Linked DNA regions of Mus musculus: regions 1 and 2 are each linked to region 3. Evidence: chromatin loops called from intact Hi-C (ENCODE). Cell type or tissue: left cerebral cortex. All regions are shown on one strand.

Region 1 (8,000 bases), 110 kb after region 3:
ATGGCTTTAGGTGATCCTCTGAAAGGGTCATTTGAGAACCACTGTCTTACTGAGTAAAGGAGATATAATTATTTAGGCATTTATGGTGGACTGGAGCCATTGTTCTAATGTATTTTCATATAGAATATTGATAAATTCTGTTTTTAACTCCATTAACTCATTTTACTTTTAAAAGAAAACTTCGGATGTGGTGGAGGAAGCTTTTTGATTGCCTGTCAGTGAGAATGTCCCTACCTCCAAGTCATCCCGCAGCATCTCCACATCAAACAACCGTAACAGACACCAGTGACTCTGTTGTCATTTCCATTGCTGTTCCGTTTTCTTCGTTTGGATTTTGTTTATTCACCTTTGATTTTGTCAATATTCTGATGTGGATTTGATAGGAAGCAAAAAATGGGTCTAAGTGCTGCAAGCCCATTGAGAGTAAAACTCTTGTCTCCTAGGCTAGTTTGTCATGATAAGTAGGTATGGAGGATTTTAGTTTTCAAAAGTAATTATAGAGCTATCTCCTGTCCCACTTTGCCTTCAGTGATGATGTAAGACTTGTGAGCTGCTTCACACAAGAGTATGCACATCTTTCTTGTTCACTGGGAACTTGATTAATGTCTGAACTGTTCTGAGTTTGTCAGGCTGCAGATAACACAGTCCACATGGAGAGGGAGTGTGTAAGGCACTGCTTTAGCTCTCTCTCTCTCTCTCTCTCTCTCTCTCTCTCTCTCACACACACACACACACACACACACACACACACACACACACATACACACACACACACACACACACACACACACAGAGAGAGAGAGAGAGAGAGAGAGAGAGAGAGAGAGAGAAAGAGAGAGAGAGAGCTTATGACTATTTTGGTATCCCTAGATAAGGCTCAGACATTGCAGAGCTTTAAAAAAAACAAAAAACAAAAAACATCACACAGTGCCTATGTACTGTCTGAATGTCTGCTTTGCTGAGGGTGTGAACATAATTTTATTATCATTTTTGCCCATTTTGTTTTGGAAGAAGATTTTATGTGGAAATTATAACTAAGCAGGTTTGGGTAATGGATGAATTATTGATCTCAGTTTTCACTGAACAGTGGGCAGGAACTTGAAGGCCTTGTGGTGGTAGTGGTGGGGTTGACAAGTCTCAAGGAGGTTGTCAGAGAGGGCTAAAAGTAGGCTAGGTACCTTCAGTGTACGTCGTGAAAGAAGCTTAGCAAAAATTACTACCATCATAAAATGGAAAATTGAAAGTAGACAAATGAATTAGACAGCAAGATTAAAGTGATTTCTGAGTGGTGAATTATAAGTAGTATATTTTTATGTTAAAATTCAGGATGAGAAAATGAAGCCCAGTGTTTATTTACTTACAAAGCCTTCGATATGAGATTCATAATTTTTCTGGGATAAATTTACCCTAAGTCCTCATGTATGAGTTCCATGTTGCTGGTAGAAAGTGATCTTTAAGTAAAGAGTTCTCTGTGTCTTACCAAACTTTAAGACCTTAGAAATCTCTTAGGTGGCCTTTCACAGTATTTTTGTTATTGTTGCTTGTTTGTTTGTGACAAAGTATCTCATTCTCAATGTTACCCTGCCAGACCTCAAACTCAAGTCCTTTCTGCCTCAGCCTCTGACTCACTTGGAGGGCAGACACCTTTGCTTTCTTAGAGAGCTCCTTGTTGATGAGCAGAAGGGTACCGCCTACCTCTTAAGAAATAGACTACAGCAAAAACAAAGCAGGACTTGAGAGCACTGCATGTGTGTGAGCTTCGAATGGACTGATAATCGATCTGCAGGAAATTCACAAAGCTTTGAAATAAATTGTGACAAAGTTCACAAATCTGATTTTACAAAGCCTCTGATGATACAGGTGGAGCACTCTGCTCAGATGGAAGTGGTACAGGAAGGATGGTGTGGGGGTTTGGAACCAATAACTTAAGTAGTAAGAGGAGTCAAGAGCCCAGGGAGTAGACTAAGGTTTAATCCAGGAATGGGCGTATGTTTCTGTGTGCATGGTACCTGTTTTTACAATGTGAATGTCTGTAAGAGTTACTTTGTGCTTTTTGCAGAACTGTTGAATGGTTGTGAGGCTAACCTGCTACTTTGTTTTGTAGGTCCTCAGAAGAAATGGACTTGAGGAACATCATGGAATACAACATACACCTGGACCTGACTTATTTTTTATTCTAAATTATTTTAATTAATCAGTTTACTTATTTAGTTAGTTTTGGGCCAGGGTCTTATCTGTACACTTCAAGCTTGCCTTGGGTCCCAGTGTGGACCAGGCTGGTCACAAAATGTTGATCCTCCTGCCTCTACCTCCTGAATGCTGGGATTACAAATATGTGTCAGCATGCTGGAGTAGACGAGTTAAGTGATGAAAACCAAGGCTTTATCCTAGTGTCAGACTGAAATGAGGCCTTGGACACCCTTAGGACTGAGTGCAATAAGGTCTGTCTATAAAGGATGCAGCCTTTTGTTCATCAGGCGGGTTGCATCTTCCAAGGATTTTTCAGTCTTACCCACCTTATTTATTCTTACGCAGTGTGACCTGTCGACTCGCCATCAAAAGCTAGAATGCTGTTTCCATCCCCTTGGACATGGGGAGGCTCATGACTGCTTTGACCAGAGGTATAGTGGGTAGAAGTAATGTTATGCCACTTTACAAGTCTGGGTCATAAATGATTCCGATTTTTGCCTTATTTTCTGGAATATTTGCACCTGATACTGTGGATCATTGTTTGAGAAACCCAACTACCAGACACAGCCAAATTCTTACAAACCCAAGTCCCATGGGTACAGGGGCTTTAGTCAACAGGTCAAGCCCCAGACAGTTGTTACCCCCCTCACTGAGGGTGTGAACATTCTGTGATACACGCCAACTCCACTCTGCCCATTCCCAAGATCCAGGATCCATGAACTTCTGAATCTGAATCTTGAGGTAGTAAATGGGCCAAAGTGGGTGACTGATAAACCTCTGAAGATTCATTGGCTCTCTTCTCACAGCGATATGAAGAGACTTGGTAATGAATAAAATATGAGCTCCTGAGGAAGGCTTGTAAAGGCACTTTTAGCTGCTTGGTGGTTGTCTTGCTTCCCTGCTTAACTTTGAGATAGTACATCTGGTGCCTGTCTAAGCCCCCGACGCTGATGCGCAGCTGTGTATGAGTTTGTACTGCTTTATTTCTTGTATTTCATTTGATTGGCTTTGTGTTCTCTTATGCCATTAAATAAAACTCAATAAATGTGATTGTTTCAATTTGTCTCCGTATTTTACACACAATATATGAGATAAATGCATCTTGATTTACTGAATATTAAGCACTGATACCTTTTAAAAGACTGCTTCAAGAGCAAAGTAATGATAAAAGAATGTAGGTATCTCAGTAAATGGGCAATGTATTATAGCCATGTTGATGCCTTGCCTATTAATAAAACCTGCAGTCTGTCTTTAAGGAAGTTAATTCATCTCCTGATAATCTAGACATCTTTTTGAAAATCGGATGAGCTAAACATGCTTTGGTCGGGCTTGTGGCTAAAAGTGCCAGCTTTCCATAGTTAAGAACCAGTCTATAATTCTGGGGGGATTTTGCTGACACCTAGTGGTATTTGGAACTATATGAATTTCACTTAGCCATCTCTATTTGTAAAACTGTTCTGTATTTATGTGTATATGTGTGGGTGCCTATGAAGGCCAGAAGAGAGAGAACCTGATACCCTGGACCTGAAGATACAGGCAGCTCTCAGCCTGTAACTGGGTGCTGGGAACTCTGAAAGAGCGGCAAGTGCTCTGAACAGCTCAGCCTCTATCCAACTGTTTTTCCTTAATTTTTATATATTTTAAATTTTAAATAAAAACATTTGGTATGCCTAAAGTGGGCCAAGCATACTTTTGAGGATAAATATTATGCTGATAAATAATTTAGCAAACACCACCGACTGTCTCCCATTCATTATGGGATGTAGGTTGTTTGTTTGTTTTTCTTTTTCCCGAGGCAGTTATTTCCCTTTGTTCCTTTGGGTCTCCAGGCCTCCCTTTCTTACTTCCTTGAGGTAAAGGGATGACAATATTTAAAATTTGTTCCATGTGTACAGCTCATCTCATGAGTGAAGAGGCCCTGTAAATATACAAGGATAATGTGCACATTTTTCTGTGTTTTAGAAAAATACATTTTTCTGCGTTTCAATATATCTCCTAGAAGTCTTTCTAAGAGAGGTAACATATTAGTAATTATTCTTTTTAAGGGCAATTTGGTATTTATCTTTATGCTTGTGCTTTAATTTTCTTTTCAGGACCCATTGTTTAGCTCTTTGCCACAATGAATCCAGCTGTGAATTCCCTTACATAGGGTAATTCATCTCTCCAGGATAACTCCTTGTCAGTGAAATTGCTGGGACAAAGGAATGTACCCATTTAATAGATGTGCACACATTCCCACCAGCACAGCTGAATGTCTATATGTAAACACAATCTCATTTCATTTGTGCCACTGTTTTGCTCCAGCTTTACTGAGGGCCTTTGATAAATGGAGATTGGTAAGATAAACAATGTGATGGATATATTCTTAGAGAGATGATCATTGTGCTGAAGCAGATTAATACACCCCTCACGTCCTACATCAGCATTAGGTTTTTAAAATCACTTAAACATTTCACTTTGATGAGAAGTCTAAAGTAATTATTTTCAGTTTTCTGATTGCTGGAGAATCTTAGCAACTTCCTGTGTTTGTTGCTTCTGATTTTATTGTTGTCTGAATCTTGTGATCTTTGCATTTTGCATGAGAGACATCATGCAATATACAGGTATTTTAATAGGAAAGTTCATAAGAAAGCTTTAGACTATCCTGTAATCAATCCTGTAATCAATCATATCTACTTTTAATACTGTGACTCCGGATGTTCACATATAATTAAACTCTTTCTTATGGGGTAGTTACATGGATTGTAGTCTTCCAGGTTCCCTCTTCTGTGTTTGACTTTTACATTGAAATCTTAATTCAGCTGGAGCTTTTTTTTTTTCAATAAACTTAAAAAATAAAAGTATACTGTGCACAGCCAAAGTGTATTACTAAAGGATCATAGAAAGGAAAGAGCCAAGCTGAGTCTTCAACTGGCTACTCAGAAGGAATCCTGCCACTCCTGACTGTGCCACTGAAGTCCCTGGTGATTAGAGGCTACTGTGCTGTCCATGGTAATTGCCTCCCCCACCTTCCACCTCCTCAGTAACTCCTAAAGCCAAACACAGTAGTTAGACTTGGTGGTTGCACACCTTTATATAAGCTAATTTGCACATTATTTATTTACAAGGTTTTCATATGTAAACCTGGCTAGCCACTGACTTCCAGCAGTCTGTCTCCCAAGTATGGGGTTTGCAGTTATGTGCCACCGTGATGGCTAATAGGCTTTCTTTTAAACCCCACTTTATTTGCTTCTCTACTGAAGAAAGTTGACAAGATTGTACACTCATAACTTATACAGTGTAATGAGAGTTGTATACATTGCGATGTGATTACTACACTTAACGTAATCAACATAGATGCCTTTTCCTCTTTCTCAATGGCACTGTAGAAGATCAACTTTCTTAGCAAATCCAAGGACACATCATGACTTAACAGTCACTGCAGAGCTCACTAGTCTTTCTCCTGTCTAGACATCTCCTGTTACCTTTGCCAATGTCTTTTCTACTCCTCCACCTCCAACCACTGACCACTACCGTTCTTCTCTTTAATATAGTTTCTCTTGCTCATGTTTTCTCTATCTGTTGTAGAGCAGCCTGTTTCCTGTCCCTGCTACTCGATATTCCACCCAGTGTCTCCTTCTGTTAGGCTGTTGGTGGATGTTTGGGCTCCTAGTCCATGACTCTATGGAGTCGTGGACATTCTTGTGCATTATTCTTCCAGCAGGATATAAGCTTGAGAGAGAAGCCAACAGTTCACAGGGAACAGATAGATTTTTAGTAAAGCCCTGTTTTTGCTATGTGGTCGATCCCTTCATACTTTTAGGAGTGCTATCAGGGTGCTCGGACTTGAATTTTCACCATGTTTTCATTGTAGCTATTTTGTGAATAGGATGATATTATCTTGTGGTGGTTGCATTTTTCATCTCTCTGCAAGTAAGTCAAATGTTATATGTTTATTGATCTTTATTATCTTGAGAATTACATTTTCTATGAGGTAAATCTTTTCTTATTGACTTTCATCAATATTTAATTGGAAAATTTCAGATTTACTATCACAAATTTTTCATGATATTCTCTTACAATCTTTTAAACAGTGTTATGATCTCACCACGTGCCATCAAGGGTGATTACTATTTGCATAACATCTGAAATGGTGTAAACAAATCTTGGTCTCCAGGCTGATGTCGTCTTGATGAGGCTTTTCCTTCATCAGGCTTACACACAATGGTAGAAGTTATGCTCCTCTCTGAGGAGATTATTCACATAAATAGCTAAACTAACTTCTACACAGCAGGATTTCTCTGTCTCTGTCTCTCTGTCTGTCTGTCTGTCTCTCTTTCTCTCTCTCTCTCTCTTTCTCATCTCTCTCTTATGTCAGTATGAACTCATAGACATTTACGTGATATTTTAGGGTATAACCTAGGGCTATATTGTGACTTCGATAATTCTAAATTGGGCTGTTAGAAGATCTTTCATCTTATACTCTTGTCCCTATAGTGGTTTGAATGAGGGTCATAGAGAATAGTACTATTAGGAGGTGTGGCCTTGTGGAGGAAGTGTGTCACTGGGGGGTGGACTTTGAGGTTTCAAATGCTCAAGCTAGACCCAGTGTCTGTCTCTTCCTACTGCCTGCTAAACAAGATGTAAAACTCTCAGCTCCTTCTTCAGCTCCATGTCCGCCTGCATGCCTGCCTTGATGATAATGGACTAAACCTCTGAACTGTAAGCCAGCCCCAGTTAAATGCTGTCCTTTATAAAAGTTGCCATTATGATGTTATTTTTTTTTTACAGCAATAAACCCTAACTAAGACAGTCCCATAATGTTTGTCTTTTAACACGAATTTTCCCCCCTTTGGCACTAAGAGATACTCCAGATCTTAAATTATCCACATGTGTAGGAGCTCTGCTTCCTTTTATTTGAGAATGATGCTAGGTATAAGGTTCTGGTTGTATAAAGGACAAATGTATTTCTTTTTGTTTCTTCCCTTTGGAATTTTTTGGCTCTTCTTTCCCCAACTTTTCAGGATGATTCTATTTTTTATTTTCATTATTCATTTTCAAATTTTAAATTTACATTTCTCTCTTAAACTATGTGCTAGTTAGGTTTTTGTCAACTTGACATAAGTTAGAGTTATTTGGAAAGAGGAGACCTCAAATGAGAAGATGCCCTGTGGGGCAGAGGGCGTGGTTGAAAGAGGGAGTGGGACAAAACCCTCGTCCAGTCTGGTGCTCTGGGTGGGCAAACACCAAAGTACTGCTACATGCTTTCCACGTGTCCCCGAGTGGGTGTCTGGCTGTGGGAAGCTACGACTCAGCCCATGGGGGATGGACAAGGGGCAGTCCTAGGTACCAGGGTCTCAATCTCTGGCATCCCAGACACCGCTGGACACCTCGTAAGAGCTGAGAACAGAATGGGTGCCCTGGTGGTGGTGGTGGTGGTGGGGGCTTGGTAAGCTGAAGGGAGGAGAGGGCAGTGGGAGAGGGGGGCGCTGTGTGGTTCCCACGTAGGCGAGATTCCTTGGTTCGGTCTATGGCTGGAGCTCAGGAAGGCCTTCTGGTGGGAGGTTAGATGTGACTTTGTGTGTGTGTGTGTATAAACATTTATTTTCAATAAGAAAGACTTTGTTTTTCTGTTTTTTTTTAATTAGATTTTTTTTCATTTACGTTTCAAATGCTATCCCTAAAGTCCCCTATACCCTCCCTCCACCCTGCTCCCCAACCCACCCACTCTTGCTTCATGGCCCCGCATTCCCCTGTACTGGGGCATATCTTCACAAGACCAAGGTCCTCTCCTTCCATTTATGGACGACTAGGTCATCCTCTGCTATATA
Region 2 (8,000 bases), 200 kb after region 3:
CACAAGTTGCAGGGGATTAGAATGTAGGAACATAAAGGCATCACATTTTCTTCCTCGGGATTTTAATTTTTTTTTTTTTTAAATAGCCAGGAGTGTTCAGGAAAGTTAGCCAACTGCTACAATCCAGCATCATTTGTTGCTTGCAAGTGCCCTGGGGACTAGAGGCAAACCACAGCATGCTCTCCTTCCCAAGGAAGTGGTTTGGCAGGGTAATGAAATAGAGACTCCAATTATTTTATTTGTATGTTAAACGAAAGGAAAGATTGGGTCCAGAATTGGAAAGCTTGAGGGCATGCATTTCAGAAACCCAGAGTGATGCATGGCTTTCTCTACGGCAGTGTAAGCACTCGCTATTCGCAACTGCAACCTGTAGCAGAGCATCCTCACTGAATGCTGCCTACCATGTTTGCTGCCCTTTTCCATGTATTGGCATTCATGTACCTGAAATTCACCTTTGGATATTTTCATTTGCATGTGGCATACAGATGTATAAAGAAGTCAAGAGGGCTGGCTCTTAGGAGTCTCTTAACCAATTAACTGGCTCCCTAGCCCAGCTCTGGTCAGGGTAAAGTTGGTGTCTAAACAAATGCCTAAACCTTGGCCAAATGGTCCTGGGCCTAAAGTGATAAGATCCAGGGACACACGATGGAAGTCTTTGATTGTTTCTTTTCATTGTCTTCATCCCAAAAATGTGGATTCCTGCTTGGCCTTAGGACTGTAGAAGGCCAATTTGAGATCCGTCAGACTTGAGCACCCCGCAAACAGCTACCAGGAGCCAAGCCACTGGCCTGAGGAAGGAAATTAGCATTTATCGCATCTTAGTAAAAATGATGTGGCCCAGTTAAATTAGATTTCCTTTCATTTACAATAGACTTAAAATCCTATTTAGCTATAATCCAGCCAGTGTAAAACCTGTTATGAGGATCCCAATTTTCCGAGATATTGAAGCTTTTTACTCCTATCAGAGCATCTTGATTCTATCAATTTTCATCCATCATTAAATTTCTTATGACTGAGAATGCCAGGGGCGACCCTACCTTTCCAATCGGCTGCTGCATTCAGCAGTAACTGGACTGAGATCGGAAACATTTATTTTATGCAATGCCTTCTCTGCTCTTTTCCACTATTTTAAACACTACTGTGGGTCACACTGGAAATCCTGCTCCGATTCTATCTGTAATCAAGCAGGAAATGGTTTTATTTTATTTTAAACTAATATCAAGCCTAAGTAGACAGCGTTGTTTCATATAGGAGGATTGAATGGCCCAATCTGCCATTGCTTTAAACTTATGGTTTGCAGATCTTATCACTGTCCCCATACATTTGCAGTATTGTACATTTACAATTTCCCAGTTCTTTTCTCTATGTAAATGGATATTTGTCTCACTTAGGAGTCTCTGAAGCCTTTGCACAGGTGATGTTTTTTCGTCATGGGAGTACCTGTGAATACTTGTTTCTTGTGTGTCTGTCCACAACAATATGGCATTCTTGACTTAATTCTTCAATGTGAGTCTTGCTACCCCCATTCAAAGTAGGTACTTCATGGAGATAGAGATTATGGCTCAAGCTACTCATTAGAATATCTGCCGATTGAACCAACAGGCGGAAGCCTGGCATACGCAAGAGCCTAAGCTTTGCTTGGTTGCCAATTTAGGGACCTTCCAACATCATTGAGTGACTCAAAGGAGCATCTTTCGACCACTTGGACCCCCTAATTCCCTCTAGGCAATCGCTCTTCCAGAATGCCATCCCTAGGTTCATTAGCTTCAGATGTGAGGCAATATATTATCAGGGACTTGGGAGAAGATGTCGAGATTGGGAGGACAAAGCAAGGGCAGTTGGGTGTGGATCTATGGTGAGGGCTATTGTTTCCAAGGGTTTGTGACTTTATTGTGTAGCAGGGTCTGAGTCTGTCTTGAGCACCTGCTCTTCTCTTTCTCCACCTCCCCCACATCCTTGTACAATGGCTATTTAATAGCTTACGGTGGACTAGCTGCCCAGAGATGGGGGGCATGTGGTTTCCTTTACTAGGAACATTCACACTCTGGTTCTGTGCAGGGCACATGGTGGGAGGTTCAGTTCTGGTGATCCTGGTTTTGGTGGTCCGTGTCTGGGGAGAGCCTGGGAGATGGGGTAACACTATTGAAGAAAGGTGACTAAGCATGTGCCTTGAGTTCTATACACTCTGTTGAAGGGTCTGGAGTTTGGGGACAGACTTATCTGCGAGGGCATCTACACTTGAGTTACTGATACGTCTTTCTGAAAGAACTAAATCTTGAATCCAATCTCACTGGCTGTGGCTAATCAAGAGCCCGTGAAGAGGGAATCTGTGTGGCCCAGGAAGAGGTAGGAGAGGGACTCCAGGAAAACCAGAGAAGGCTTCTAAACAAAATGGAGTTTTATTAATCAGTGAACTTTCTGGAAAATAGTAGAAATTATCTTCCCTTGTGGGGACAGAGGTGCTGAGCAAAGCAAGGGAGAGTGAGCGAGGTTTCTAGACGTTGAAGAGACAGATAGATGCATGGAAGACGCAACGAGCCACTTCCCATTGCCACCTCGGTCAGGAGCATCTGTTACTGAGCCTGGAAGAACTGTGCAGGCTCCCAGAAAGTGGGCCTTCGGTGCTTTCTTATGTCTTTCTTTGTTTTGTTTTCCAAAGTGGGGTTTTGAAATGGCCTACAGGTGAGGACTTTCTGGAGAAGGGAACTTCTCTGGCTCCCCCTGGCGTCACTCGACTTGTACTGAAGGGAAACATTTGGAAAGGGAAACTAGCTGCATCCCAGGAAGCCCTCCAGATTTCCTCGGTGTTGTGACTGAGGAATGCGAGCATCTGTGACTGCAGCCATTTTTCAAAGAGCCTTTTATTTTCTGCCAGTACCATGCCATCCTTCCTGCCCCAAGTGGGTGCTCTGCTGGATGACACGCAGGATTCAGAACAAGCAGGTAAGAAGGAACGACCTAGAGACAGTCCCTACCTAAGCTAGACTCAAGTTCCCTCTTGTTCTCCCTGTCTGCTGACATCCTGTGTCTTTCTAGGACACTTACCACCTCGACTTGTAGCAACTGTTCTCCAATGTTGTCTATAAAAGTGCTATCATCAGCATGAACACCAGAGGGCAGAAGAGTGCCTTAGGACAGCTTTACTGTTCTGAGGCCCTTGATGACCGTGGCTGTGAAAGGGTAGGAAGGCTCCTTCCAGTTTCCTGAAACTGGAGTTACAGACAGTTGTTAAGTCAGGACTGGAAGACAGGCTATCAGAGAAGACTAGCTCTTGTCACTCAAGCCCCTTTTCTTATGAGCACTCTAGTGCTTGTAGGAATTGGCTCCCCAAACTCTGAAGTGCATATTCAGGTGAATGTGAGCATAAACCAATGCCTTTGTTGAGTGCTATTGTGGCTGCAGCGGTCTGCACCACGTTCATTACGAATGTGAGGATCTTAGACCACAGGGACGGACCATCTCTCTTTTCCTAGGGCAAGGGGCCAGAGGAAGTCAAACTGACCTCTACAGGTCAAAGGAGCTCTCTGTCAAGCTCAAGGGTAGATTCTCCCCGTGGCCCAGATACTGCACACTTGAGTTTTGCACCTCTCTGAGGCTCTCTTGTAGCACAGGGGTGCCGCTGCAAATGCAGGCCAGCACTGACATATGCAGGATCTGAAACCATAGGTCAAGATTTCACATATGCTTCCCTGGAGCAAAGAAATCCCAGGTCTGCACAAAGCTCTCCTTCCATTTTCACTGCGAGCCTGTCAGGTACTTACAAATGGCGAGTCGGAGCCCTAGCACTGGGATTAACAGTGTGGAGACCAACAAAAGAGCCATGGCTGATTTACCCTCCTGCAGGGACCCACACTGTACAGCCTTGGGGGACATACAAGGGCTCAGTGACCATCTCACAGGATCTTCAGCAGAGTGTAGTAACCCAGGATATTTTGCACAGTGCTTGGCAGTGTAGAAAGCCTTTCAGCTCTCAGGGCTAGTCACACAGCTCATCAGTTCACAGCACAGAGGGTCTTGCAGAGGACCTGGGTGTGAATCTGAGCACCCACACGGCATCTCACAACTGTCTACAATTCCACTTTCAGGGGCTCTGATGCCCCGGTCTGGCCTCTGCAGCCACAAGGGACGTGGTACCCATACATACACACAGGCAAAATGCTCATACCCATGAAACAAAACTTAAACAAAAAGGAAATGGCAGATACTATGACTGTATGACTTGAATCATGAAGACCGGGTGAGTCTAGCCTTTCCCATGGGCCATGAAGCCAGAGGATAGTGGAGAGGACAAACAGGGAGGACTGGCGCCATGGACCTTGTCCCAATTACCCTACTGCCAGGCTTACTATAAAGATGAGTTTCCCTAGTTCTGAATGAAGGCTGCCTCAGATTACACTGTGTGTTACACTGGGTCCTGGACGAAAGCCAGCAAGACACAATGAAGGATGTTTCCCTTTGTGTCCACAGCTGCTTTCTAGCTACAATGGCCCTTTGTTGTGCCAGACCACAATAGAAGAGAAATGGTGCTCACTGGCGATTGATTCACATTCCTGTGCTGGACTCAGGCCTTGCTCTGTCAGGGGCATCTAAGGTTTCAGAGCCTTGAGTAGTAAATTAGGTATTATGAACTGATAGGCAGATAATTGGCTTTAATTTTTTCTTTTCCTATAACAAAATTACATATTAATGTGACTTGGAGTATCTCCAGATGGATTAAGGGTGTATGCTCCACTGATGCTGGCATTACTATCATATCCCAAATTGATAGAGTATTTGCCCTCACTGATTCTGGGTATAGCTATCATCCACCATATTAATATAGCATATGACCTAATGGTTTTGGGCATAGCTACCATATCCTTCATCAAAGGGGAATATGCCCTATTGATGCTGGAGATGGATATCATCTACCGTATTGACATACTGCATATACTATTGGATATCGTATTCCATTGTTCATAGCGTATATGCCCCACTGATGCTGGCCATAGCTGCTATACCCGATGTTACTTTAGTATGTGACTTGTTGGTGTTGTTTGTGACTTTAATCAATGCGGTATTGGGATATGTGACTTGATAACAAGCTTTGAATGTGTTGGCATTTGGTCTAGCCTCTTGCTTTCTGATTCTCCATGGTACTGGAGTTATCCAAGGAATGTGACCAACATGGAAAATGGAAGAAATTCAAGAAGCTGGACCCTAAACTCAGTTCTTAGTCTAGACTCAAGCTCTGATTAGTTTGAGTGAGAACTGCTGAATTCAGACCTAGTTACAGGCCTGTGAGGGAGAAAAACAAGCGTTTCAGTCAATGAGGCCTGGGGAAAAGCTGTTACACAGGATTCTTCTGAAGAAGCAGCTAACTCGTACATCCAAGTAGACCCTTGGGTAGAAGGAATTAGCAGGAGAATTCAATGGCTGATGACAGGCTAATGTAATTGAAATGATCTATTTCTCTAGAAAAGCCTACAGAGAACATTGGTTGCCCCTGATTTATTCCTTTCCCACTAATACCGGTTTGTAAGTGCATGTTATATATTATTGAACTGAAATAAACTATAGGTAAACTGAAAATGGAAAATAATGGTATGTTGGGAGTGGAGGCCTCCTGATAGGGTTAGTTTCCTCATAAGAAGGGACAAAAGACAGTTTCCCTCTTATTTTCAAATATTGGAGTTTCTTTAGGAGCACAGAAGACTCAGAGCAGAGGGAATGGGAAGGGAGGGCAGGAGCACCCCAGGGCAAGGCCAACTTAACGAGAGATTGTATAGCTATCCTGACACTTAGCTATGTGGCACGTCAGAGTTTTCCTAGGAGTACGTCATTCACTGACCCTGTCTAGGCTGCTGTAATCGAATATCATAGCTCAGGTGGCTAAAATAACATAAAGTCATTTCTCGGGACTCTGAGACAAGAATGTTTAAAATCAGGGCATCAGTATGACCAGTTCTTGTGTAGACTTTTCCTGGTTTGCAGATGGCCTTAATCTTATGTCTTTACATGGACAGCCCAGAGAGGCAAACTATCTTCTGTTTCTTGCTATAGGCGCTAGTACCATCAGGAAGATTCGACACTCATCCCATTATCTCCCCAAATGTCCCGTCTCCAAATACTATCACATTGATACCACAGGAATGCAGTGGGGCCAGGGAGGCACACAGATTCTATTCTTTCCGGAATCACGTCTGACTGTGTCATTAAATGCCCTCTTCCTTGCCTTTTACATGTGATTCATTTTTTCACCACCCAGAGAATATGAGGACCAGTGTGATGTTTAATCCAGCCACCCCCCAGCTCTCAGCTGATCCATTTATCTGATTTCATAAAGACACAAGAAACAACCCTTTCCCATGACATTTGTATTCTTTTAAAGTAAAATCTGGAAATTGAGAAAAAAAAATTTCTTAAGAAAGAACAAAGCACGAGAGAAGTCTGATGATAGACTATCAACACCGTGGAGCTGGCACTGTGCCTGATAGAAAGTTTGAGCTTCCTTGTAGGCTTCTCACATCCTCCTAAATTAGGGTGAGCCCTTCTCATCTGCATGTATTACTTGTTACTCTCTGTTTGGGATGAGATAGAGGCAGGCAATGAACAGTTTGAGCTGCTTCTGTTTAACATCACAGGGGGCCTCAGGGCATGTGTGTTTGTACAAGAGCCTGCTCGTGCTGACCTGCACTATCAGAAGTAAGCGGATCCCCTGGGTTTCTCCAGGAGCTGGGATCTGGACATTGCTTCCTGCTGCTCCTGTGTGTAACCTCTGCTGATGGCTAAAGGGACTGAACTCGTCTTCTTTCAGGTAGCTGAAATGGGTGCACATCTCAGCCTCAGGACAAAGCTCATTGGAATTAACAAAGGTTCACCATCTAACAGCAGGGTCAGTTCCTAATGAATCTAGGGACGCCACAGAGGACTTGGGACAACAGGGGCGAGTAGCCTCTGATTTGAGGTCTAGGGACCAGACTCCCAGTATGCTTGCTTGGGAACTCTTAAGTAGTAAATTACTCAGAGGGTTGACTTGAAGCTCAAAGGTGAGAGAGAGTGGGAGAGCACCAAGAAGCAGAATCATACATAGATAGTGCTAAGAGAACAGTGTCTACTATAGCATGTTAAGGTTAATGGACTTTCGTTCTCTTCCTACAACCAGATGTAGCATCCTAAGGGAAAGTGGTACCCAAGCAGGGCACTACTATCTGCTCTCATACCAGATAGCTTGGATGCTAATCTCAGTCCCATTACCTGAAAGCTATGTAATCTGGGACAGGTAACAGAGTCTGCCTGTGCTTTGATTTTACTACCTGTAGAATGAGAAATATACTGTGTATTCTCCATGATGATTGTCAGATTTAATCTAGTTAATACATTAAAAAGTTTTGAAATGGCTCATGGCACATACTATTCTTTCAAGAGATGAATACTATGCTTTTAAAGTCGTATTTTAAAATAACCATTGTTTTGTTTTGTTTTGTTTTGTTTTGTTTTGTTTTGTTTTGTTTTTTCCTGGATAGAAAGATACAGATGCCTCATGACTTCTTTGCCTGATCCAGAATAGGTAATGTTCAGTGTCCAGTGTCCAAAGAAGGAAAATGACATTTGTTCATCCACTGGGATTATTCAGATTTTACCAGTGTATGTATGTTCTCTCTCTCTCTCTCTCTCTCTCTCTCTCTCTCTCTCTCTCTCTCTGTTTATATGTATGTATGCATAGATACATACATATCTGCATACATATATATGTGTGTGCTATATATGTATGTGTGTAGATATGTGCATACTTATGTGTGAATTTATCTGTGTGTTTTTATGTATATATGCCTGTATATGTCTATGTTTATGTGTGTATGTACATAAATATATGTGTATATTTGTAAGCTTATTTATGTATACGTATGTTTGTATGTCTGTAGGAGTAAGTATGTGGTCATGCCAACCTAATATAACAACTATCATAACCAAAATTCACAACTGGACAGTTGTTAAAATGATCCCTTATACTATTCCTC
Region 3 (8,000 bases):
GAGTGGGTGGAAGGGTATGGGGGACTTTTAGGATAGCATTGGAAATGTAAATGAGGAAAATACCTAATTAAAAAAAATAAAACAAAACAAAAACAACAACAACAAAAAACAATGCACCATTTGAGAGCATTGTCATCCTCTCTTCCTGGGTTTATTTTGTGGTCACCCAGATGATATTGAAAGAATCATCCACATACACATCTATTTTCACACATGACTGTTTTTATGTAGATGGGACAGAGTTCTAGAGATGAGAATTGTTATGTCAAAGTACAAATATTATCAACTGGATATATAAATATCAGTATTGCCCTGTGGCTTTAATTTCTACCACTAGTGTATGAAAATATACTATTCTTCCCTCTAGCAATGAGTACTGTCTCAACTTCTGCAGCTTAATGGGTGTGGAGTGAGAAATTCTCTCCTAATACATTATTTGCATTTCTCCACTTCCAGTGAATCTGAGTTTCTCTTCATACAGTTGTCAGATGTTCACTTTTTAATCCACTCTCAGGCCAAGATGGAAGTTCAGGTTAACTATGATCTTAGGTGGGTGCTGCCTTTCTCTTGGGGATTGCTTGAGCTGTCAAGGCTCTGAAGTTCACAGGGGAAGAGAACCAGGTCCATCTCCCATAGCTCTGAACCTCTCAGAATATTCTAGACACAGCAGCACAAGCCTGGCAAGTCCTTGTGGTCAGGAGGAGGAGTCTCTTGTGTTTATAGCTGAGAAAGGACCATAGAATAGCAGCCACTCTCTCCTGCCGCCGCAGCTTTCCCCTCTCATCTAAGTCTCTAATAAAGTAATATGTTCTGACAGAAGACAGGAACATTTTTTTTGTTGCCTATTTCTCAGGGAAAGGACTAGGTTTTGACATTTAGCAAATCTAAAAATAGGCAAAGGAAAGTATCCCCCTACTACCACGTTAACATCCCTGCATCTACCTGTATTCCATTCACGTAAGGCTTCCTAAACTAAGTGGTGTAAGGCAAGGGTGGTGTTGAAAATACTTATTGTCCTGCACTGTCACTGTTGTGTTGGGAGAGATGCCAGCTATAAATGACAACACTGGTCTTCAGTGCACAGTGGCTGCATAGCAGTCATGGGTAGGAGACTGCTAAGGTACTGCTGGCCCTTTGTCCTGTGTTGAACGGATGCCACACTCTCAAACATATAGGGGTCCACACAGCCTTATGATCTCAGAGTAGCAACTGCTGCCTGATCCACCTGAAGGCCCCCAGGCATCCCCTCGTTTGATTCTATAAACAAGATCTCGCTTGTTTAAACAAACCATCTCAGCTTTATAGCCTTAAAAGTGCTTCAACCATGAGATCTGTTAGAAGAACAATTTAAATGATAATCAAGGGAGCTTAAGTAGAGGAGAGTCGATAATACTTCCCTGTTTTAGATAGATGTGAAAACTTCACAGCATCCTGATCTGTGGTAAGCACTGAATACAAATGTCAGCACTCAAAGGCATGCCTGACATGAGCGCACACACTAGTATCCCCTCGGACCCATGCATATGCGCATGTACCACGGTCAACTCATGTAGTGTTCACAAAGCTCAGATACTTAAAAGACATAATCCCACACCTTACCTGGACATGGCAGCTGCAAACTCTTCAGAGTTCTTGGTTTTCTTCATCAAGGCCTTGCCCTCAGGGTTGAAGCCATACACCTCTTTAAGGGTACACTGGTTGGTCCTCATGATGAAACCACAGATTTGGGGGACCTCCAGCTCTACCTGAGAACAGAAAGTAATAATACATTGATGTTCTCCATCTAGAATAGGACATATTTCTGCAGCCCAGTCTCCAATCAGGACATGGAGGGGAAAGTATTTGGGTTATGGTCAGAGAGTCACCAGAACCACATGTTCTAAACACATCTCACGGATCCCTTGTCTTGGCTTAGCTTTCTTCTTCCTATGTTAAGATGTTTATGTTTGCATCTGCTATGCACGGAAGGGAGAATGTCCTTGTGTTGGTTTTTAATGTACTCACTTTACATGTAAAGAGTTTGGGGTGATTGCTTAGCAGAAATGCAGAATGGAGCGAGACTTAAGAAAAGTAAATGAAGCAAACAAAAATAAATAGCAAGCAGGAAAAGCGAATGCTTTCCTGACATCGTTTCCCCAAACCATAGCTATGAGCCTGATGAGAGCTTCCTATGTGGGCAGAATTGAAAGGGACCCTTGGTTGTTTTCTGGAACCATTTCAGAACACTCCAGTGAGATGGAGAAGCTCGTGTTTGTGCTGTCTGACCTAATGCGGCAGCATGAGCCACAGGTGTGTGTTGGCTACATTGAAATATGGCCAGTGAGAATAAAAGTTGCATTTATTCAACTTAAATGGCCACAGGTAGCCAATGCCCATTGCGTTTAACTCTACAGACCAGCACTATGGTCCACGAGGGAAGAGGATAACTTAGCAAATGGATTTCTCTTCCCACACAGACCTCAATAGCAGCTCTTGGCTATGCTTTATGAGAACAGACAGGTGTCTAACAAGTCTCCTGAGAAGCAGCCTATCGTTTGAACAAACCAGGTATTTAAATGTTTCTCCATTTTATGCTTGACACCATAAATGTTGCATGCCCAGCGTTCTCCTGCAAAGACCACCTTCTTTTCTGTACTCACTGGATCTCTCTCATGGTCAGATCTACATGCCAATCCTGCTGGCTTCCTAGACCATGCCCCCCAATTACACTTTGGAAGCTAATGGGAGGAAAACTTGGCTGGAAATTTGGAAGTCTTCATTCAAGTGGGGTATCGTCAGTTGAGGTGCTGGGAAGTGCTAGAAGGTTCTATGAGGGGCTCCTGGTGGAACAAGGCTAGGCTTCAGCTGCAGGTTTCTCCAGCCCTTGTCCTCCGTACCTTACAGTTGATCTTGGTGGCGCTTCTGGAGTCAGCTGTGCCCTGGACACCGCTGGAACTTTCAGCTTCATAGTTGTACACGTACTTTCGGAGGTGCTTGAATCGAGTTGCATCTTCTAAAGTGAAGAGGAAATAAGTCAGCCCTGGAGATGAAACAACTCTCTAAAGGCAGCCGCTGCCAGGCAGATTGGGACCGTGGCACAGGCGATAAAGGTCACTGAGCACGAGTTAGTTGTGCTTGACTTTGTACTACACACCATTGGTCTCTATAGACTTAACATCGCCACCATCTTGGCTGAGAATGGTGTTTAATCATTTGGGATTCCACGAAAGGGAGGGCCAAGCATCGATTAAATGGAACTGCAGAAATCCATGTGATGAGCCTTTGAAATTTTAAGTTATCAAAGGGACAGGGCTAAGTGTTTTCTCAGTTTGAAAATGCTATCGTGACTAGAACCTATGAAGTACCGGACACAAAGTTAGCTGTTAAGGCTGTCTGGTTGACTTCTAGAAACCCCCTCCATAAAAAGAAACTTCTGGCAGATTCCACTGTCCATGACAGGAATTTTTTGATTGTGAGAAAAATAACTGGTTAGGAACCCGGATGTAGTACTGCCATATGGCCACCAGATGGAGATGCTGCCCCATCAGAGGAGAGGCCAATCCTAGCGCTCTGCGGAGGAAGCTGGGTATTGCGGCAAAGCCTGATCCTCTGACCCCTAGGGTAGAGTAAATAGGAAGGGGTGGAGGGGTCTGGTGTTCTGCACAAAGGTTAAAGTCGGCATTTCTTCATCCTCACATACTCTGAATCAGTGATTAGTCATCGATAAACAGCACAGCAATGTCTCTCTACAGTGCCCACAGTCTCATCGCTACCCCACTTCAGAACCAAGTCTTGGTACAGACAAGAAAGGCAATACACAAAGAGCAGAGATCCTTTGTTGGAGGAGTCTGGGTGCACAGAGACTCAAAGTCTTCACTTGCAGGGGTCTGAGCAGTGCTTCCTAATCCGAGCAAGCAAACGGGTTCTACGTGGGAGGAACGGGGGCACAGGAGGGTGGATGGAGAGGAGCGTCAGGGTGAGAAGTACCAAGGCGGCCAGTGAAAAATGCCTTACTTGGACAGCTGAAGCTTAAGTTTTCCAGGACTTCATCTTCTGTAAGAGAAAAGGAGAACCTTGGCTTTCTTGTGTTTTCCAGTGGGTTCCATGGCCTGACAGGAGGGAGCCCTCACAACCTAAATTATCTTAGAGCTATCCAGAGCCTTCTTTCTAACTCCCCTGTACAGTGCCCTCACCCGGAACCCAGGAGCCTGCTAGATCTTGTTTTTTTCATCACCCCCCGCCCCCTCCCTAGGACCCTGCGGCTGCCTTCCCTCTCACCTAGCCCAAGCTACCTAATAGCCAGCCTGCCACCAGTTTCTACCCCAGGATGTAACTGGTGGTCTGTAGCACAGCCCAGCGCTCTGTCCCCACGCTGGCTTTCTCCCAGGCTTCCACCCTAACTCACGAGCCCAGACGCTGGTGTCCAAGAACAGTAGCAGGAACAGCAGCAGTAACGGCGTCCGCAGGGCAGGCTTTCGTGGGCCCATGGCGGATGGATGGTGGGGTGGCTTCCTGGCTGTGGCCTGGCCACGGGCCTAGCCCCTGCTGCTTGCTCTACAGGGTCTTCGGAGGCGGAGCTCAGGCAGGTACTTGATCCACTGCAGGCACTGATGAGACTGCCTGGCCCTTTGAAAAGTGCTCCATTTATAGGAGGAGCTGGCTTAAGGAGAATTGCCAAAGGTCCAAAGGGCACGGCCCGGGCCTGTTTGCTTTTCCATACAAGCGCATTTCTAGGTGGATAAGACTGGATCTGATGGTGGTCTCACTGCTGGTTCAAACGCCGCCACCTGGGGCTCCCCCCACCCCCGAACTTGTGTTTCTTTCCTCAGGGGGTCGCAGGTCGATAGTGGACTTATTATCCCGTCAGCATGCCCTGACTTTCTCCAGGAGACCACCAACCATAGGGATGATGTCATACCCTGTACCCCGCTCCTGCTCTGACTCCGGAGCCCTTTGGAAAAATGTTCTTTACGCACTGGTGGGGGCTTCTTCCTAAGCTCCTTCCCATTTTGGTGGACTTTGGTTTTGAATAAACAATCCTGTCCTAACTAATTTAGCAAGGTGGGAAGAGAAAGGGGGAAGTCTGGTGTGTGCTTGGGTTTGGTGTCCAAGTCTCACAGAAAACTAGTGAAGAGGGGGGCCCAGAGATGATCAGCTCCCGGGGTCCACTGTGGGCAGCGCCAGTCATGGAAGAAAGCTGGTGGGGTGGAATTGTGATGGTCTGGAAGGCGAATGTCTGTGATGGGCTGTGTGGTCTTAGCACCTCCAGTCTAGTGGCGAGGCAATCTGCCCCACAGACAGGGAGCTTTGGGTGAGCAGGGCATGGCGAACATCACTCTGTATGGGTGTTTGGAGCCAGAGGAGTGGAAATGGGTCGTAGCCTAGGGACAAAAGTCGTTAGAGTATGTCAGGTGTGTGTGTGTGTGTGTGTGTGTGTGTGTGTGCGTGTATATATAGGTTCATGGGCATGCACGCATAGAAATGCATGAACCTGTGTACATGCATACAGAGGCCATAAGCCAACTTTGAGTGTTTTTTTTTTTTTTTTTTTTTTTTAAAGATTTATTTATTATATGTGAACACAATGTAGCTGTCTTCAGACACACCAGAAGAGGGCATCAGATCTTATTATAGATGGTTGTGAGCCACCATGTGGTTGCTGGGATTTGAACTCAGGACCTTCGGAAGAGTAGTCAGTGCTCTTAACCACTGAGCCATCTCTCCAGCCCTTGAGTGATTTTCAAAATCACTCTTTACCTTAGCTTTTGAGGCACTGATCCTGGAACTCGCTAACTAGCTTGACTTGACCAGCTGCAGCAAGCTCCAAGGACTGTGTGTCCAAGTCCTCAGCCCTGGGGCTCCAAGAGTATGCTGTGTCTGTCTTTATCCAGTGAGCGCTGTACTCAGGTCCTCTTGGTCATAGGGCAAGCACTTTCTGTCCAGGACCTACAGTGTGGCACTTCTGCTTGATTCATGTGGCAAGCTTCTTTTGGAATCGTTCAAATGTTCTGATGAGTCTCCCCGATGCTTCTAGAGCATCGGCTATGGACCCATAGAGCAGCAGACACAGCCTCCCTTGAGCAAACACACCCTCCCATTTTCTCAGAAGAGACTCATCATCACATTTAGTCACTCTCTGTGCCTGACTCTTCATATCTGTCCTCACTGAGATGGTGACTGTAGCTACAAATTCCCCATGGGCAGCTAAACTCCCTTTAGTGGTTTGCTGCTTTGGGTTGTGCATGCCCATGTCCAAAGGTGGTCATTTTAGGGGTCTCACCTGAAGGCTAGCCAAGACCCACAGCACTAAAGGACGGGTAAAGTTATTACTCGGAAGCCTCTTTTCTCTGAGCACGGAACTAACACTGTTAGTGTTTGGAAATGGTTCTGCTTCCCCGCTTTGCTCCAGGGGAACTGGGCGAGAAGAGAAACAGAAATGAGAAGGGGAAGGATTACAGTAAATGAACAAAGTCCAGACTCTCTCTGTTGCTGACAGAGGAAGCCCATGACCTATTGTTAGCATCATTGGGGGATGTCATTTCTACGACTTGGGTATGAAGTATGGATTCAATAACCTGGATGCAGAGAAGATGCTGAGATACTCGGATGCTCAGAACCATCTCTACAGCAAAAAGCTCAAGCCTCTGAAGTCTTGAGTTCAGCTAATTTTTCTTCTCTTGGTGGCCTCTGGAGAATGTCCCCTAGGCTGGGGCTCAGCCTCTGTTCTTATCTGTGGACAGGGTCCAGTGCACAGGCACCACACAGCAAATGTCACAGTGCTGAGCTGACAGAGGACACTCAGAAATGCTGAAAGGGCCACATGTCGATTTTCCTTAAATTACAAAATCTGCCTCGATGCTTGGCTAAAAGCCATCTGGAGGTATTTGTGACCACCACTGCGACCTTCACTCATCTCTTTTAAGCACAGCCCTTCTCAGCTCATTGCACTGAACAACTTGGAAATTTCAAAGGCCAGTTTGCAGAGAGACTTCAAATAAAATGAAGATCCAGGAGACCCCGGAGTATAAGCACCTCGTTGAGCAGAGAAAATCCCGGTCCCTAGAGAGACTACTTGCTATGTGGATATTTGGCTCAAGAGAGGTGGGGTTGAATTCTAGCTGACTTCATGGAAGGTTGCAAGACATCAACCTTCTAGGTCTCTGTGTGGTCACAGGATTAATAGTATCTATTTTCTAGAATTTTTTTTTTGAAAATTAAGGAAAATGATGTGAAATACAAGCCATCTAGCAAGATGTCTGGGAAATAGAAGGCATTTGATAAGGAATAATGGTTACCACTCCTTATGTGTATGTTACAGTGGGTGCATGTTTGTTGGGTACCTGTCTGAACTCAGTAAGCACAATACAGAAGCAGAGGTTAACAGAACACAGGTGGCGACTCAGGGCCAAGGGAAAGGGCTGTGGGGGGAGAGCATCTGTGAGGGATCGAGGTCCCGAATCACCATCCATTTGCATCTCAGATTTCTGAGTGTTTAACATTACTCTTCCCAAAGTAGACGGAGACCCTGCTAACGCAAGCTGCCTAGGAGCTGTCACCGACCTTACACACAGACAAATCTCAGCTTGTCACTATGACTTATCAGCTCACGAATGCAAAGTCCTGTTGGTTGGACAACCAATTTAATAGTCACAGGGCTCTGGAGTTTCTCTGGAAAATCATATGACCAATGGAATTTCAAGAAACCAGATCATGTTAAACAACACAGTTATAACCCCTGGAGCAGAATTTTCATTCTGATTTTTTTTTTTGTAGGTGACCAAGTTCAGGGAAACACAGAGGCTTTTAATGTCCCCAGAAGCCCACTATGCTGAATCCAGTGGGGCTCAAGTGCTGGAGTAGCTGCTCAGACGTACTTTGCTGAACATAATAAATGAATCGATGCCATTTAGTTATACCCCATTGCTTCCAGGGAATTTATGTACAGTGACCATGATGCTAAGTAAACGTTTTCAGTGATATAAAATGAAGAAATACATTTTGATATAAATTATTCCCAGCCA

What was found. A loop is a pair of places that touch in the nucleus more often than their neighbours do. Peaks named below come from ENCODE experiments on the same cell type or tissue, not always from the same donor. Only the 100,000 strongest peaks of a DNase experiment are listed, where the experiment ranks them.
Region 1: it touches region 3 in a loop (11-fold over the local background); 10 of 42 quality-filtered maps call a loop at or near these places.
Region 2: a loop joins it to region 3, with 13 times the contacts of the local background. A loop is called at or near these places in 9 of 42 quality-filtered maps.

What each region holds. Positions count from the first base shown.
Region 1 is chr12:7,865,788-7,873,787 of GRCm38, reverse strand. No RefSeq gene overlaps it. Among named protein-coding and RNA genes, the nearest start is that of Apob, 110 kb to the left of the region's middle. In left cerebral cortex, a CTCF peak has its summit at 3,594 (motif pointing left); a DNase peak (open chromatin) is centred at 3,596.
Region 2 is chr12:7,772,979-7,780,978 of GRCm38, reverse strand. No RefSeq gene overlaps it. Among named protein-coding and RNA genes, the nearest start is that of Gm32828, 21 kb to the right of the region's middle. In left cerebral cortex, CTCF peaks have their summits at 2,900 and 3,101 (motif pointing right); DNase peaks (open chromatin) are centred at 3,114, 4,044, 4,430, 6,564 and 1 more place.
Region 3 is chr12:7,974,245-7,982,244 of GRCm38, reverse strand. Apob (apolipoprotein B) reads right to left here and starts at 4,568. Exons shown (of 29, transcript NM_009693.2): 1 at 4,385-4,568; 2 at 3,994-4,032; 3 at 2,877-2,992; 4 at 1,600-1,745. The coding sequence starts at 4,466. In left cerebral cortex, a CTCF peak has its summit at 3,493 (motif pointing right); a DNase peak (open chromatin) is centred at 3,532; H3K4me3 peaks cover 256 bases.